3 separate regions of the Homo sapiens genome follow, and regions 1 and 2 are each linked to region 3. A link is a loop called in an ENCODE intact Hi-C map of the cell type or tissue named here. Cell type or tissue: heart left ventricle. All regions are shown on one strand.

The links. Peaks named below come from ENCODE experiments on the same cell type or tissue, not always from the same donor. Only the 100,000 strongest peaks of a DNase experiment are listed, where the experiment ranks them.
Region 1: it touches region 3 in a loop (2.6-fold over the local background); 20 of 110 quality-filtered maps call a loop at or near these places.
Region 2: a loop joins it to region 3, with 4 times the contacts of the local background. A loop is called at or near these places in 21 of 110 quality-filtered maps.

What each region holds. Positions count from the first base shown.
Region 1 is chr12:20,593,056-20,598,055 of GRCh38, forward strand. The region is part of intron 2 of PDE3A (phosphodiesterase 3A); the gene reads left to right. Among named protein-coding and RNA genes, the nearest start is that of SLCO1C1, 100 kb to the right of the region's middle. In heart left ventricle, no CTCF peak of the experiment used is centred here; no DNase peak of the experiment used is centred here; H3K27ac peaks cover 249 bases.
Region 2 is chr12:20,209,781-20,214,780 of GRCh38, forward strand. LOC105369686 (a long non-coding RNA gene) reads left to right here. Exons shown (of 3, transcript XR_931417.2): 2 at 815-873; 3 at 1,997-2,653. LOC105369687 (a long non-coding RNA gene) reads left to right here and starts at 2,661. Exons shown (of 2, transcript XR_001749039.1): 1 at 2,661-3,556; 2 at 4,876-5,000. RefSeq lists enhancers at 2,379-3,120, 3,121-3,861. In heart left ventricle, no CTCF peak of the experiment used is centred here; a DNase peak (open chromatin) is centred at 3,091; H3K4me3 peaks cover 1,099 bases; H3K27ac peaks cover 2,976 bases.
Region 3 is chr12:19,913,896-19,918,895 of GRCh38, forward strand. No RefSeq gene overlaps it. Among named protein-coding and RNA genes, the nearest start is that of LINC02398, 98 kb to the right of the region's middle. In heart left ventricle, a CTCF peak has its summit at 1,986; no DNase peak of the experiment used is centred here; H3K27ac peaks cover 560 bases.

The sequences.
Region 1 (5,000 bases), 680 kb after region 3:
TCATAATAGATGTTGAACAAAGTACTATGGAGACTTCGAGGCTGAAGTGATTAATTTGGTGTCAGTTTGAGAATGAAGCTGGAATGTTTTTATATATTAAAGTTGAATCTTGATAATCAATACTAAATAAAAGAAATGAAGTGGTAGGCAGAAGTAACACCATAAACCAAAGCATAGGGTTGTGGCATCATATCTGTAAAGAGAATCCAGGTTAGCTGGAGGGATGAGGCATTAGTAGAGCACGTGGAGATGTAACTGGAAAAGGGCGGCGGGTTAAAGGTTAAATGTTAACACACTTAAAGACAACCAAGAAGTTGAATGTTGTTCCCTAACTTCGCGGAGCCCTGAAGTGGCAGAGCAGCATAATAATATCTCTGCATTGGGAAAAGCCAAGTTTGTGGCAGGAAGAAACTAGAAGAAAAAAATATTGTAGCCATCCTCGTGTGATATAATGAGAGATGGATTAAAGCAGGGATGAGAGGCTTTTTAAGGAAAAAAAAAAAAATGTCAGTCTTGCATGTAAATTTCCAGATCCACTGACCAATTTGATGTTGAAGGTAAGAAAGCAAAGAATAAATACAAATAAAACCTAAGAGTCAACGTGTCCAGTTTTGGTTAGTGATTTTGGTTTTAGCCAAGTAGGAAATACATGAGGAAAAGATTTCCAAAGATAAAATATTTTCTTTTGGAAAGTTGAGTGTGAAATTGCTTTGGAATATCTGAGTGGAGCTGTCCAGAAGCTCGAAGGAGTGGTCAGTGTTGGAACAACAGATTAGCGGGTACTGTATTCATTATAACATAGGGTGAGGGCTGGGAGGGAAGGGCACAGATTAATGTGGATAAAAATAATAAAAAGGAAAGCAGACAGTGAGTTTGTTCTCAGGCTGGAAAAAAGCTAGGCCAGAAGAAGAGGAGATGGCTGTGCCTGAGGTGCTAGGCTTCAGTAATGTCTGGTGGTGAAGCAAGAAAAAGCCAGGAATGTTGTCATTAGATATTTTGATTAAGATATTTATTAATATTGATAGAGAATTAGTGAGAGCAGAACTCTCTTTAAGGGCTTTCAAAATGTTAATAGATTATAATTTTTTAAAAAATGGTTAGCTCCTTAGAGATGGGGTCAAAGACCCTAATTTTGTTAGTAGAGGATAATGCTAACAATGTTTTTAAGTTGCGAGGAAAAAGCGAGGAGGAAAAAGAGAATGAATAAGAAATGCACTAATTAAAACAAATATGCTGTCTATTAGAAGGATGAAATTAAAAGTACAGTGGTAGGAGACTGGTATTAACCAAAAGAAAAAATATTATTTGCTCATTGAAACAATAGGGAGGAAGTCAAGAATTAAGAAGTCCTTTCTATATTTAGAAATTCATATGAAGCCGAATTAAAGTCCTCAATAAAGATTGGATAGCTTATTTTTGTATATTTTCTGCCAAGAAGAACTGGAGAAAAGAGAATTCATTTAAACTAATTAGGGGCTTTTTTTTTTTTTGCTGAGCCTGGTACCTGAGCAAAATGCTGTGGGGTTAGAAAATGAGTATGAAATGACGCTCATCTTTAAGAAGCTTACAGAATCCAAACATGTCTGAAGTGCCTTTCTATAAGAATATTAAATGAGTAGCATTTTGATTATTAATTTGCCTCTAGGATTCAGATATGGATAGTATGTTGGGGGCTCGCTTGCAGAAATGAGTCACTTGGCTAAGAGAACTAGCTGGTGCTCATCACTCAGCCCTCAGTAGGTTACCGTGTTTGGCTGAACCTAAGGTAATCATATTTTTTTATTGCCTTATAGCATTCTGAATATAATAAGATTATAACTAAAACTGTTCTCCTAAACTGAAGTTATTAACCCAGACTTGTAGATCGATACATTATAAAATTTTATTATTACCACCTATTTATCTATACAGTTGGTATATTATATATATACAGTTGGTAAAAAAAAATTATGCTGTATTAGAATATTTTCAACTGTAAATAAAAGAAAACTTTACTTCAACTAGTTGTAGCAATAAAGAGATGTTATTATTTCTCATGAATAGAAGGCCAAAGGAGGGAAGCCTTCAGGATTAGTGCATTTAGTGAATTCAGCAATGTTATAACGCACCTAGGTTTTTTATTCTCTCTACTCTGCTACTGTCTATAGTATTGGTCTCATCCTAATGCCGATTCTACTTGTGATCCAAAAATGGCTGCTGGCAGCAACAAACTTTCTTCTGAAGAAAAAGGATTTCCTTTTCTAGAAGCATGAAGCTAAGTTCCCCTCATATCTCATTGACTCACATTGACTTGGCCTACCCATTCTTGATCAAATCCCTGGCTTTGGAGTTGAAATTATCATGATTGGCACAGAGAGTCAATCATGATAGCCACTGCATATGCTTTGAAGACAGTTTAGAATTAGACATTTCCAAATGTCTTTGGACCTATTTGTCTTAATATCAGAATGTTATCATAGTCCATAGGAAATTTAATGAGGCTGTCAATTGGTCCAGCAGCCACAAGACATGCTTGATGGATATTCAAGAAGCTCTTATAATCTTTTGAGCCAGAGTAGAATGTAGCTGATGATAGAGATAATATAGCAAGTTTAAAGTATTTGTTTGAAGTATTGAAACTAGTAGGGAGACATTTTGAAGCTCTTTTTAGTTAGACCTTATTCTGTCTTAATTATATATTCTTCAGTTTGCCAGCAGGGCCAGCACTTGAAAGGGGCCATTGCATCTGCTCTGTGTCCATTTTTAAGATAAAGCTTTGCTTATTTGTTTTTATGGCATATTTCAATTAAAGCATTGCCACCCTACTTTAGTCCTTATCTCCCTATTTTAAGATGAAATGAAATTAAAATTGACTGAAATGATGGTTAAAGACAAATTTAATATCAATGTTTTTCCTACATCCTCCTCCTTATTTTCAGAAAAAAACATATTTTTAATCAGTGCTTGTATTAATCTTATGATTATAATTTTAAAAGATTATTTTTGAATTCATTTTGTCCTTTTTTGCATAGATCTTTGTCTTAAAGAACATGTGCTGAATTTCTGTAGAAATTGACTCTTCATATTCCATAAATCTGTTGGTATTACCATACAAACACTCTGTGGAAGCATTGACTGAACTAGCAATTATGTCTACAAGAAGAAAACAAATCTATGACAGAAATCCTGAGTGACTCACTATTATGACCAAATGACTTATTTACTTACTTAATTTCCTCCTTTATTCAGCAACACATTGTTGCTAAATGTGGAGTGGGGTATCATTTTGAAATACTTCCCATACAAAACCTTGATGATCCTGCCTGACATCTGCCCGCTAAATGTCTTGGTGAGCCACCATGTCTGCTGATCCTAGGATAATCATATTTTTTAATTGTCTCATAACATTCTGAATATAATAAGATTACAACTGAAACCAGTTTCTTAAACTGAAGTGATTAACCCAGACTTGTAGACAGATACATCATACAATTTTATATTCATTACCACCTAAGAGGAAAATGAAGACGGATGCCTTCCTTTTAGCAATAGAAGTCTCCACAAGAATCCACAAGTTTTTCCTTCCGGGGCAAACCATATGAACGATCTGGCTTAAGTATCAGAAATAGAGAGAATAAGTGGCATTTTTCTTGATGGAAAAATATTAATAGTGGGACCTTTCCTAATACTTAGTTCTGGGAAGAGTCTAATTTGACATTTTCAAAGAAGATGTGAAAGAAGGGAGTCAACCATGAAATCTTGGAGTTTACTGATGATGTTAACAAGTTCCCCTTAATAATCTTTATCTACTTAGGCTCTCATTAATTGGAGGAAGTGTTTATTTAAAAAAAATACCGTATAGCAAATTGGCAAGGATATTTTCATATCATTGAAGGTAAATGACTGTACATAGGAACGGTACCCAGTATTTAGCATTGTGAATAGCGTAGGGCTTCGGATCCAGACTACCTGGGTTGGAATGTCATCTCTGCAGCTTAAGATCTTTGTAACCTTGGGCAAATTACATAACCTTTTGTGTGCACTGCTTTCAAATGTTGAAAGTCACTCCCTTTACAATGTCATTGTTTAGATCTCTTGAGTTGCATCTTAGAAAATCAAGAAATTATATTACAAACTGTAGTGTATTACACCTACCTGCCCTATATGTAAAATGACTTACAGATAAGCTTACTCCATTCTCAAAAACCAGTAAGCAAGAAGGAACCCTCAGGTATTCTGAGAGGGAAGGGAGTTTCAAGTTCCCAACTCATTGCTGGGTGGATCAGAAGCTAGAAAGCCTTGAAGTCCATGTTTCAAAGATAAGACTTAGGTGTTGGATCTATGAGACTTATAGGGGCTCAAGATTTTGAGGGAAATGCTATATTATAGTGATAAGTATGTTTGCTATCTGTCTTTCACCCTTCTCACAATTCTCTTTTCTGGATAATAGGCTTTTTTGTTGGTTTTTTTCTTTTTTTGATCCTACTTTGAAGAGAGGTATGAATGATAATGGTGACTCTGTTCAGAGTGACCATTTTCAAAGTTTGGAAAAGAACCACATGGACAGATTCAGGTGTTTTAGGATCTGCACTTTGAGAAACAACTGTTTTCACTTTCAACCAACTTCTTTCACTCTTCTTATAACCAGGGGTACTGGATACACCCACAGGGTTTTCTCCTTTATCCTCTAACCCCTTTCAGTTCCCTGAATGCCTTCCACTAGACTGCAAGCTACCTAAAGGTAGCAGCCCTGATTCATTCATCTCTGTAGCCCTAAGGTGTAGATAGTACCAGGTACCCAATAGATTTCAGTTAATATTTGTCAAATGAATGAAGAAGAAATGGATATTTTTTCAGTACCTCTGTATTCCCTTTGTGACATTATTGAAATAGGGTAAATTTGCAGTGGAAAACAAACAAACAAAATTCTATCATACTTATGTTTTTTTTGTGCTCATAAGCTTCAAAATCACTTCTAACAGTGTTTCTTTAGAGAAAACACACTCTGTTTTCCAAAAATA
Region 2 (5,000 bases), 300 kb after region 3:
CCTCTATTCCCTGTCTTTCAGAATGGGCAACCAGTTCTCTTCACCACCCCCAGCTTATACTCTTCCAGAGTGTATCTTTAAACATTGGGACTGTTTTTATCTTCAGAACCTGGAGGAAAAATACTTCATAGCCCTCTGCACAAAGGCTTGGCCAAATTGTGATGTATAGGAAGGACCGGCTTGGCCTCAGGAAGGGACCATTCATTTTGATAACATCCAGCAGTTGGAACTTCTCTGTAGATGTGAGGACACATGGTCTGAGGCCCCATATGCGCAGGCTTTGTTTTGGGGGAAAATGGCGGTCAGATTCCTCCCTGAGGTTTATCTAAGTGTTCCTAGCAAAGGAAACTTTGTCCCCTCCTCTTTCTCTCCCTTCCCCTCCTCTTTCTCTCCCTTCCCCTCCTCTTTCTCTCCCTTCCCCTCCCCTCCCACTTCCCACCTCCTCTCCCCTCCCCCTTCCCACCTCCTCTCCCCTCCCCCTTCCCACCTCCTCTCCTTCCCCCTTCCCCTCTCCCCTCTCCCCTCTCTCCCCTTCCCTTCCCCTTTCTCTCCTCTCCTCTCTTCTCCTGTCCTCTCTGTCCCGTCCTGTCCTGTCCTGTTCCATTCCATCTCTATTCCTGTCATCTTTGTTGTTGTTTGTGCTGGGAAAGTCTGTGCTGGGAAAAGGAGTTTGGGCCAATTTGGTAAAAAGAAATTTGTTTCTTTGTATATCCATTTATTCATTCAACATACATTTATGTAGTACCTACATTATGTTCCTGGGAAATGAAGAGAAAATGACTTGATCCATGGCCTTAACTTGTCTATTTTACAGCATAGTGGGGAGAAGATATAGGAACTACTACAATACAATGTAATAATTCCATAATGAAGGTATGTATGAGCTGCAGAGGAAATGCAGAACATAGTAAGTACTTGAGGTCAGACTTAAAAAAAATGAGTAATTTTCTGTGGGGAGAGGAAATCAGACAGAATAAATACATTTTATATTCAAAATTTCAGACAAGTTAGGGAACCTGGCATGTTTAAAGAAAAACAAATGGCTTAGAACGACCTGAGGAAGATAGATGGGTGAAACCATTGAAGCTAAGTGAGGGCCAGATTTGGAGAGGACTTCATGACAAAATTTTTAAGAGCTATGATCTGATCAGAATTGCATGAGCAGAGTAAAAAAAAAAAAAGGAACTAACATTAGTTAAGCATGTGTGCTAGCTCTGTAATGACTATTTTTACTCTTTTCCTCTTTTTTAAGAGATGTGGATCTCTCTCTGTTGCCCAGGCTGGAGTTCAGTGGTGCAATCATAGCTCTCTCCAGCCTCGACCTCCTGGGCTCAAGCAATCCTATCATCTCAGCCTCCCCAGTAGCAAGGGGTACAGGCACATGCCACCATACTTGGCTAACTTAATTTTTTTTTTTTTAAGAGACAGGGTTTCACTATGTTGCCCAGGCTGTTGTCAAATTCCTGGCCTCAAGTGATCTCACACCTTGACCTCCCAAAGTGTTGAGATTACAAGCATGAGCCACCACACCCGGCATGTGATGACTCCTTTGGATATAATATCTCAGTATGATCCAGTGGGAAGAGCACAACTTTGAGTCTAGACAAACTTGGGTTCAAATCTTAGATCTTCTTCATTAATTTTAAGAGTTGGGCCAATTATTTAAGTTCTTTGAACTCCTACCCTCTTCATAATGTTTAATTCATAACCTGCAGGCTTGTTATAAAGAACAGATGCTAGGTGTAAAATGAATAACATAGGAAGTATAGCTATATTGTTACTACTAATAAACTTTGTTAGAGCCAAAATTCAAAGCCATGCTTCATTCCAAAGAATACACTTAACACGGACCTAGTCAATAGGAGGCTGCAGCCCTTTGGCCAGAGTGCTTTGTTTAGCAGTGAACACACAATTCATTCTGAGTACACCAAAGTTAACCCCGAGAATTATACGGGAGTTGTGATCTAACAGCTGTGTTTTTCTGATATATTTACAGCAATGAGGAAGTAAGTGTAAAAATCACTTTTTACCACCATGAAGCATGAACCAGCCAAGAAGTAAAGCCAAAATAGAAGGAGGCAGAGTGAGGAAAAGGAGAGCAAGTCCTAGTTCAGCTGCACCTAAGTCAGTACAAGCAATGAGCTTTTTTTAGGTAAATGAGCTAAATACTAGTAATAACTACAATAATAACAACAGCTTTTCTTTAACTCAACTTGCATTGAGTCTTCAGTCACTTGTATCCAATAGTACACTGACTAATTAAATTGGAATGAGCAACCTAGAAGCTCACTTTGGAATAGCAATAATGTAGACCTGGAAGAGTTTTCATCAATAAGGGAAAGAAACTAAATATGAGGAAGTGAAGACAGTCCATGTAGACTGCTTGTTCTAGAAGCTGATCTATTTTTAAAAAATTACAAAGGAGAAGATTCAGTAGCTAGAGTGGAGGCAGAATCGAGGAAGTATTTATTCCTAAGATGGGAGAGACTTGAGCATGTTTATGCACAAAGGGAAAGATGCCAGTGGAAAGGAAAAGGTTGACAGTACTGAGAAGAGAGTGGATAATTAATGGCAGAAATCCAGACGGACACAGAATGTGATGACTATTTCTGTTGCCATGAAATCTCTAGTAAGGTCTAGGGTCTGCTCAGACGGTAAATTTGACTGAAAGTGTTCAATATTTTTATTTTTTATTTATATATCTATTTTGGCTTTTCAGCATGTCTATTATTTTTATGTCTCCTCTAGTCTTGTCTACTGTCCTAAAATCAAGTGAAGTCTGATAATACCCCACTGTCCCCACCAAAAGCAAACAAACACAAAAATAAACAGAACTCAACTAAACCTCCCTATTCAAACTAGTGGAGATCTTCATGGCCAAAGAATACCCCAGATTACTAAAGGCATCTCAGAACAGTCATTTTGCAGGCTTTCAGTTTCTGCTTTCCTTTTTTGCCTGCAATTTTGCACAATCAAATGCACAAAAACAATGGGAAAGGGGATTACGTCAAATGTACGAAAGAAATGGCAGGAATCCAGTGGGAAAGACATGCCCTCCACATTTGGCAGGAGGCGTGCTGGGAGGCAGTGGCTTTGCAGAGTGATGAGTCACACTTGAACAGAGGCTCTGGAAGGAATTAGTTCAAGAGAAGGCTGGAGAGCTCCCTGAAATGTATGAGTGCCTCAGGCCATTAGCAATGTGTGTGTGATCACAATGAGACAAAGGAAACCCTGAGATCCGCAGACTTTCTTTCAGGAACCAGCAGAGTGTCCCTAGCTGCTCTTTCCTCCCTGGTGGGTGTAAAACCACAGCCCTTCTGTTTTAGTGGGAAAACGTTTCAAGAGGACCACTTTTTAGAAAACTTTGTCTGGGCCAAAGAATGCAATATGAGTGTAAAATACGTAAATAGATAAAGCAAGCCATGACTCTGAAGGAGAGATTTGATCTGCTCAAAGGTCAATTGGGCCACAAAATTAATGAGCTTGAGAAAGACAGGACAAGAGATGGGAGAGAAGAAATCTGTGTGTTGAACTCTGCATCAATTAACAAAAGCAAGTAAGTATCTGACTGGCAGCAAATTAGCTAGCATATGGACGAACTCTAAAATAACCAGGCATAGAACAAAACCAAATTTAAATATCAGACTTATCTATTGAACGGTATTGCAAATATCAAATGCCTTGTACTATAAATATAAAGCTCCCAATTCTTATGCTAGTAAACTGCTGAATATTTAATACCTTGAGAAGGGGTGGGCCACGTTTTTGAAATAATGTTAAAAGTATATAAATATAAATATCTATCTACATAAATAACATCTATGCTGATCCTGTTTATGTACAGTTTCACAGCATTCATGTAACTTTGCGAGCAGTAGTAAAATTCTAATTCTACAAGAATGAATTACATTTTAAGCTTGTGATATAGAATAACATGACTCTTTGTTACACTGTATGTTCAGATTTTGCCAGAAAATAAAAGAGAAGTGAGGTTTTTATAGGCTGAATTATCAAAATGTCACCTAAAACCCCACAAATTGGTTTTTAAGTGAAGTGCTATGAAATAAATAAAATTCTCTAGTAGACAATGCCGTTGAGTTTGTCAGTTAGTTTATAAAGTATCACGTGATAGAGCATTGTGTTTCTAAAGCATTAAATAATAGATCAAATGCTATGGCTATTGAAGGATGGATCAGTGCTGGATCACCTAAAATAGATTAAAAAAAACTGCTAGTGTAGAGGCAGTTGTGCAATAATGTCAGAACGCAAGTTCAGAGTGTGCCAAAACATCTGCTAATTTCTAGCTGTTATAATATAAAACTTACTTTTTTCATTTCAAAAGACCAAAAAGTACTTGAGATGAGAGGAGGGAAATGTCTTCACTTTGGGGACTTACGGCGAAGACACAAAGTCCTTACAACACAATTGTGATAAGATGACTTGAACATTTCATTATTCTACTTTCATTTACTTAGGAGAATAACCTTGACACTAAATTAATGTAGAATAAAATGGAAGTTTCTACAAAGTGTAAACATCTCTACCATGTGACTAGAATGATGTCAGCAAAACTAGTGATCTGAGGCCAACAGTGAGCTGTGGAAGGATGTCCTCTAACAATAATTGAAGGGAGTGGGCTGGTTTGGCTTTGACTTTTAAAAATTACTAGAGATGCGTGTTCTATGTCTCTCCTGCCATTTGAAAGGCACGTGTGTACATGAGAGCTGATTGTGTCCATTCTCCCTTTGCATGATAATTCTTGGCCCTTTGCCTGGTTTACTTTAGAGTTTGTATTACCTCATTATTTATATTTTTCTCCAAAGTCCTGCTCTGAAGAGCTTTTCCTGAATGTGATTTTTCTGTCTCCATCTTCAGAGTTGGCCATGCAGAAATCTAATAATGTCAAACCATTGCCCTCAAGGATGTGATAATAATGACTTCTGCTTGGAGATGGCAACCAGTTAATGCAGTATACTCAGGAGGGCTTTTGAAAGACTGCA
Region 3 (5,000 bases):
AATATACTACTCTGGCATACTTTAAGCGGAGAACTGCAGACACGAGAGGAGTACCCCTGAAAAGCTGTTAACACTGAAAATTTGTGTGATAATAAATTTATATCCATGAAGGAAATCTACATTAGTAAAAATATCTATATCTAAAGGAGGGCTGCTCTGAGAGACCTTTTATTTATTATTATGCATAATAGGACAACCTTTATTCATTATACATTTCCTCTTCTCATCTTTCCATAACTTCTGTGGTCCTCATCCTTCCTCCCCATTAGCAGCTTCAAGTTCCTATTACTTTCTATAGCTCAGTATGCTAGATAAGCTTCAATCATCTGACCCTTCTTCAAGTCTTACATTTTGTGGAACTCCCATATGCTATGTAGGTAATTTAAATGGTTTTTCTCTTGTTAATCTGCCTTATGTTAATTTAACTTTTTGCCCAAACAATCCAGAAGTGTGGAGGGAAGCCACTTTTTCCTCCCGTACAGGAGAGTACACATCTGAATTTTAGAACAGTATGAATTTCATGCAACTTCATTCTTTTAAATAAAGTTAATTCTCCAAATGCAAAATCATCTGTGATTTAAATTTTATGCTTTCCTAACTCATTTTATGTATGTTAATTTACATATTATGCACAAAAAAATAAAAAAAAACTCCTATCACGTGTCTTCATTTTTGTTCCAGAACTGTGGGCACGTTATGTATGCCAGCAAAAGGGAATTCAAGTAACCAGATTAGAAAGGTAATTAAGAATGCAGTTGAGCAAGATACTCAGTCCCCAGTCCTATGCTGGAGTAAGGTATGGTAGAGAGAGAGAAGAGAGGTGGGCAATAATTGTAAGTTCAGTATCAGAAATAGTGGGTTTTGGAGAGGAAGGAGTTTTCGAATGTCTGATAGGAAGCAGCCATTTATCAGCTTATTTGACCCTAGACATGTCAATTAAACTCTTTAGGTTTCAGTTCTTTTTCCTTGTGGATGAAAGGACTAAACCCCATTAGAAATACTTTCCTGCTCTATGATACTTTGATTCTTACTTTCTCCGTAATGGTGGGAAAACAAGAAAGAATAATCTGAGAAAAAAAGGATAGGAAAAAGATAACAATTATTAAAGATAGAGAGATGCAAAAAAGAGACATGATTGCTGGTTATGAAAGGAAAAATATTTTAAAAAGTAAGAATTTAGGTCTTCATTCATCCCCCTCTGAGTTTCTTGAACAAATATTTATACAGTGCTAGTCAATACTTACGTAGCACTGACTACATGCCGTTTTAAGGGCTTTATAAATATTAACTCATTCAACAAGAATATAAGTTTTACTATTATTCCTATTTCATTGCTGAGGAAATAGGCACAGAGAGTTTAAGTAACTTAATCCAGGTCACATAGCTGGTAAGGGCCAGAGCTGGATTTCAAACCCAGGCAGTCTGGATCCAGAGTTCATGCTCTTGTAATGCTGATTTTACTGTTAGAATTTGCCATACATTTTCCTCAGTGAAAACCCCCACATCAAAGACAAAAACTTATTGAACTGTAACAAGTATAATAAATCACTCCAGACATATTTAGGCTAACACATACCCTATTTGTTTCTGTGTAATTACACTTTCTCAAGAGCCTGCCACAATTGGTATCACTGTTTTCTTATGAACTCTTCAAGCAAGACTAATGCAAAAGGGAGAGGATTGTTCTTTGTTCAGCTGCAAACCAGGTGGCACAAAGCACAGAGAAGAAAGCCAGGCTCCAGAGAACGTGTGAAGGCAACCAACTCTCAGAGACACTTGCATAATTAGTCAGAAAGCATTTTCCTTCAAATGACTGCAATTTTTAAAAGCGCTATCCCATTTTTCTCCCATCACCCTAATTAAAAAAAGACAACAAAAAACATACAAAAAAACCTTCCCCAAAGCAAGACTACTAAAATAAAATGGTCTGGCTGTGAGCAAACATTTGAAGCTTAAGTGTTATGTTGACCTTGTACTGCAGGAGGCAGCATCTCATTAATAAAACAATGACCATGTGTTTTTGTTGTTGTCCTTGAGGTTCTTTTTATGTTTGTTTCAGTATTGTGAATAGGACTGTGATTGTCTCATTCTCTAATATGCTTGATTTCTATTCAGAAAGTAAACAACTGAAAGGTTTTGTAAAGGGGTTAGAACCAGTGATTGTTGCTGATTTACTTCTGTGAAATTGAGTCCCTTTCCTTTTCTATTGTTTGTCTACTGTTAAATTTAATTTCTTGTGCTCACAATTAAAGTTTAAAATATTAGAGTCGGAGGAAGCTAGGAGATCATTTCTCTTGATTTAATTCTCTGATTTTACAGATATGGAAACAAGATCAGAGTGGTTAAATGGCTTGTCCAAGACAGCTAGTGGCATAGCCAGGACTGGCTTTTCCACTGCAGGTTCTGTGCTCATACCAAGCTTCATTGTTTGATCAGTCTGGAGTTGAGCCTCTGTAACACCCTCTTTTCTTTTTCCCAACCAAACACATCCTTCTTCCACCTCATATCCCTTTATTTTCTTTCATCCAATCCAATTTATTTTAGTAGGAGATTAACAATGAGTACCTGTGAAGTTAATGTTGATGTCTAGAGGGTAATTCAAACTTGCTGAACTTCAAGCAATGAAATGTCTTGGGAGCCATCCATCAGAGGTGCTTTGAGGCTATGCTTGCAGAGAGAGAAGTCCCGACTGCTGGAAGCTAGGGCTTCCTTTATTCCAGGGTATTGCAGTGATGTCAGTGTGTGTTAGAACTTAGCATTGTGCCTCTGGTCCTGCTGCACTGACTCTCCCCTCCCCCCATCATCTTTTTATATTTTATTTAAATATGCATGAATTTCTATTAAAGTCTCTCTTCTTTCTTAAGAATTAAAATTGGTATCTCAGGATAGAATCTGTACTCTCCCACTCCCTAGAACCCCAAAGCGTTCCTGGATTTTCCTGTATTTGCTTCTTTCCAAAAAAAAAAAAAATCTTGCATTTTGCCCATCAAATTTCATTTACAACACCCCGGTCCATAGTAATATTTCCTTCCTTTACCCTAGAACATCTGTATTGATAGCTCTTGTCTTACTATTGTTAAAAGAAAAACTTTCATCAAATTAAATTTATCAGAGCTTAATTGAGCAAAGAATAATTCCTGAACCCACAACCCTCAAAACGAGAACAGGTTCGGAGAGCTCCAGTCCACAGTGTGGTCAGGCAGCATTAATAAACAGAGGAGGAAGTAAGATGCAGAGATAGCTCTCCTGGTTACAACTCGGTGTTTGCCTTATTTGAACAAGATCTGATCAGTTGTCCACCTGCAATTAAGTGAAGCTCAGCTGTTGTCACTGGCTGAGACTCAGGTATTGTTACAGGAGTACTCCTAAATTAGGTCTTCTGTTAGTTTATGTGCTAAGTGAGGCTGCAGTTTGTTATGAAAGGACTCACATCCTCAGGCCAAATTTAGTTTAACACTACTTAATGTTCAAAGTCTGGCCTCTCCAGCTAGATGATAACCTATCCCAGGTTATTTTCACATCCATTTTGCTGTGGAAGATAGGCATCTATCTAGGGGATTAGCTAACTCAAGGCCCAGCCCCTCTCCTAATCCTTGCCACCACAATAAAAAGGATTTTGTGGCTAATTTGATTTATCAAATTTCAGGATGCTGATTAGGCCACATTTGCCAAAGGGTTGATACTCGTTTAAAGGTTACCTATGGATATGACCCTTTCTTCTCTCTTTCTTCCAAGTGGCTGGCAGGCAGGCTGATCCATAGGGCAGTCTGGCCACCCACCTTACTCTCCTCATTTAAAAAATCTGGGGTAGCTGCCTGATCATAAAATTTAGATTTGGGGCTAGGTAGAAGGAAAAATCACTCTTTAATTCTTGAATCCAATTAACATAGAGCTCCACGTTGGGGTTTCAGGCTGTGCCAATATCAATAAAGTGTTGTTTGATTTTGCCTTTGCTCCTTTATGTCTCCATGAGATCCTTAAGGAGAGATAGTATGCCTGATACTAATATAGGATTTGGGTATTTCTACACAGTTTTTTTAAGTGAGCACATTAAAGATTTACCTTTTTAATTAGCCCTAAGTGTGATAAATCTGGTTCAAAGGAGTATACTAGAGAACAAGTGTAGTCACTGAAAGAATAAATATTGAATGAAAGATTGCTAAGTTAGGTACAATCTAGTCAATGTCCTCTAGAGCAAGTAAATATAATATTGGGAGTTATCTTTTTTTTTTTTTTACCTGACAGGAGTCATTTGGATTTACTATATAACATCTCTACTAATCTCTAGGAGACAAAATTTATTTTCATTGTTATTTGTCAAGAATCATTTGCATCATTATAAGTTTTCTTAAAAAAATTATTTTAAGTTCCAGGATACAAGTGCAGAACGTACAGGTTTGTAACATAGGTAAACATGTGCCATGATGGTTTGTTGTACCTGTCAACCCATCGCCTAGGGACTTCTCCCTAACTCATTTTATGAGGCCAGCATCATCCTGATACTAAAACCTGGCAGAGAAACAACAAAAAAACTTCACATCAATATCCCTGATGAACACTGATGCAAAAATCCTCAATAAAATACTGGCAAATCAAATCCAGCAGCACATCAAAAAGCGTATCCACCAGGATCAAGTTGGCTTCATTCCAGGGATGAAAGCCTGGTTCAACACAGGCAAATCAGTAAACATAATTCATCACATAAACAGAACTAAGGACAAAAACCACATGATTATCTCAATAGACACAGAAAAGGCCTTCGATAAAATTCAACATCCCTTCATGTTAAAAACTGTCAGTAAACTGGGTTTTGATGGAACACACCTCAAAATAATAAGAGCTTTTATGACAAACCCATAGTCAATATCATAATGAATGGGCAAAAGCTGGAAGCGTTCCCTTTGAAAACCGGCACAAGACAAGGATGCCCTCTTTCACCACTCCTATTCAACATAGTATTGAAAGTTCTGGCCAGGGCAATCAGGCAAGAGAAAGAAATA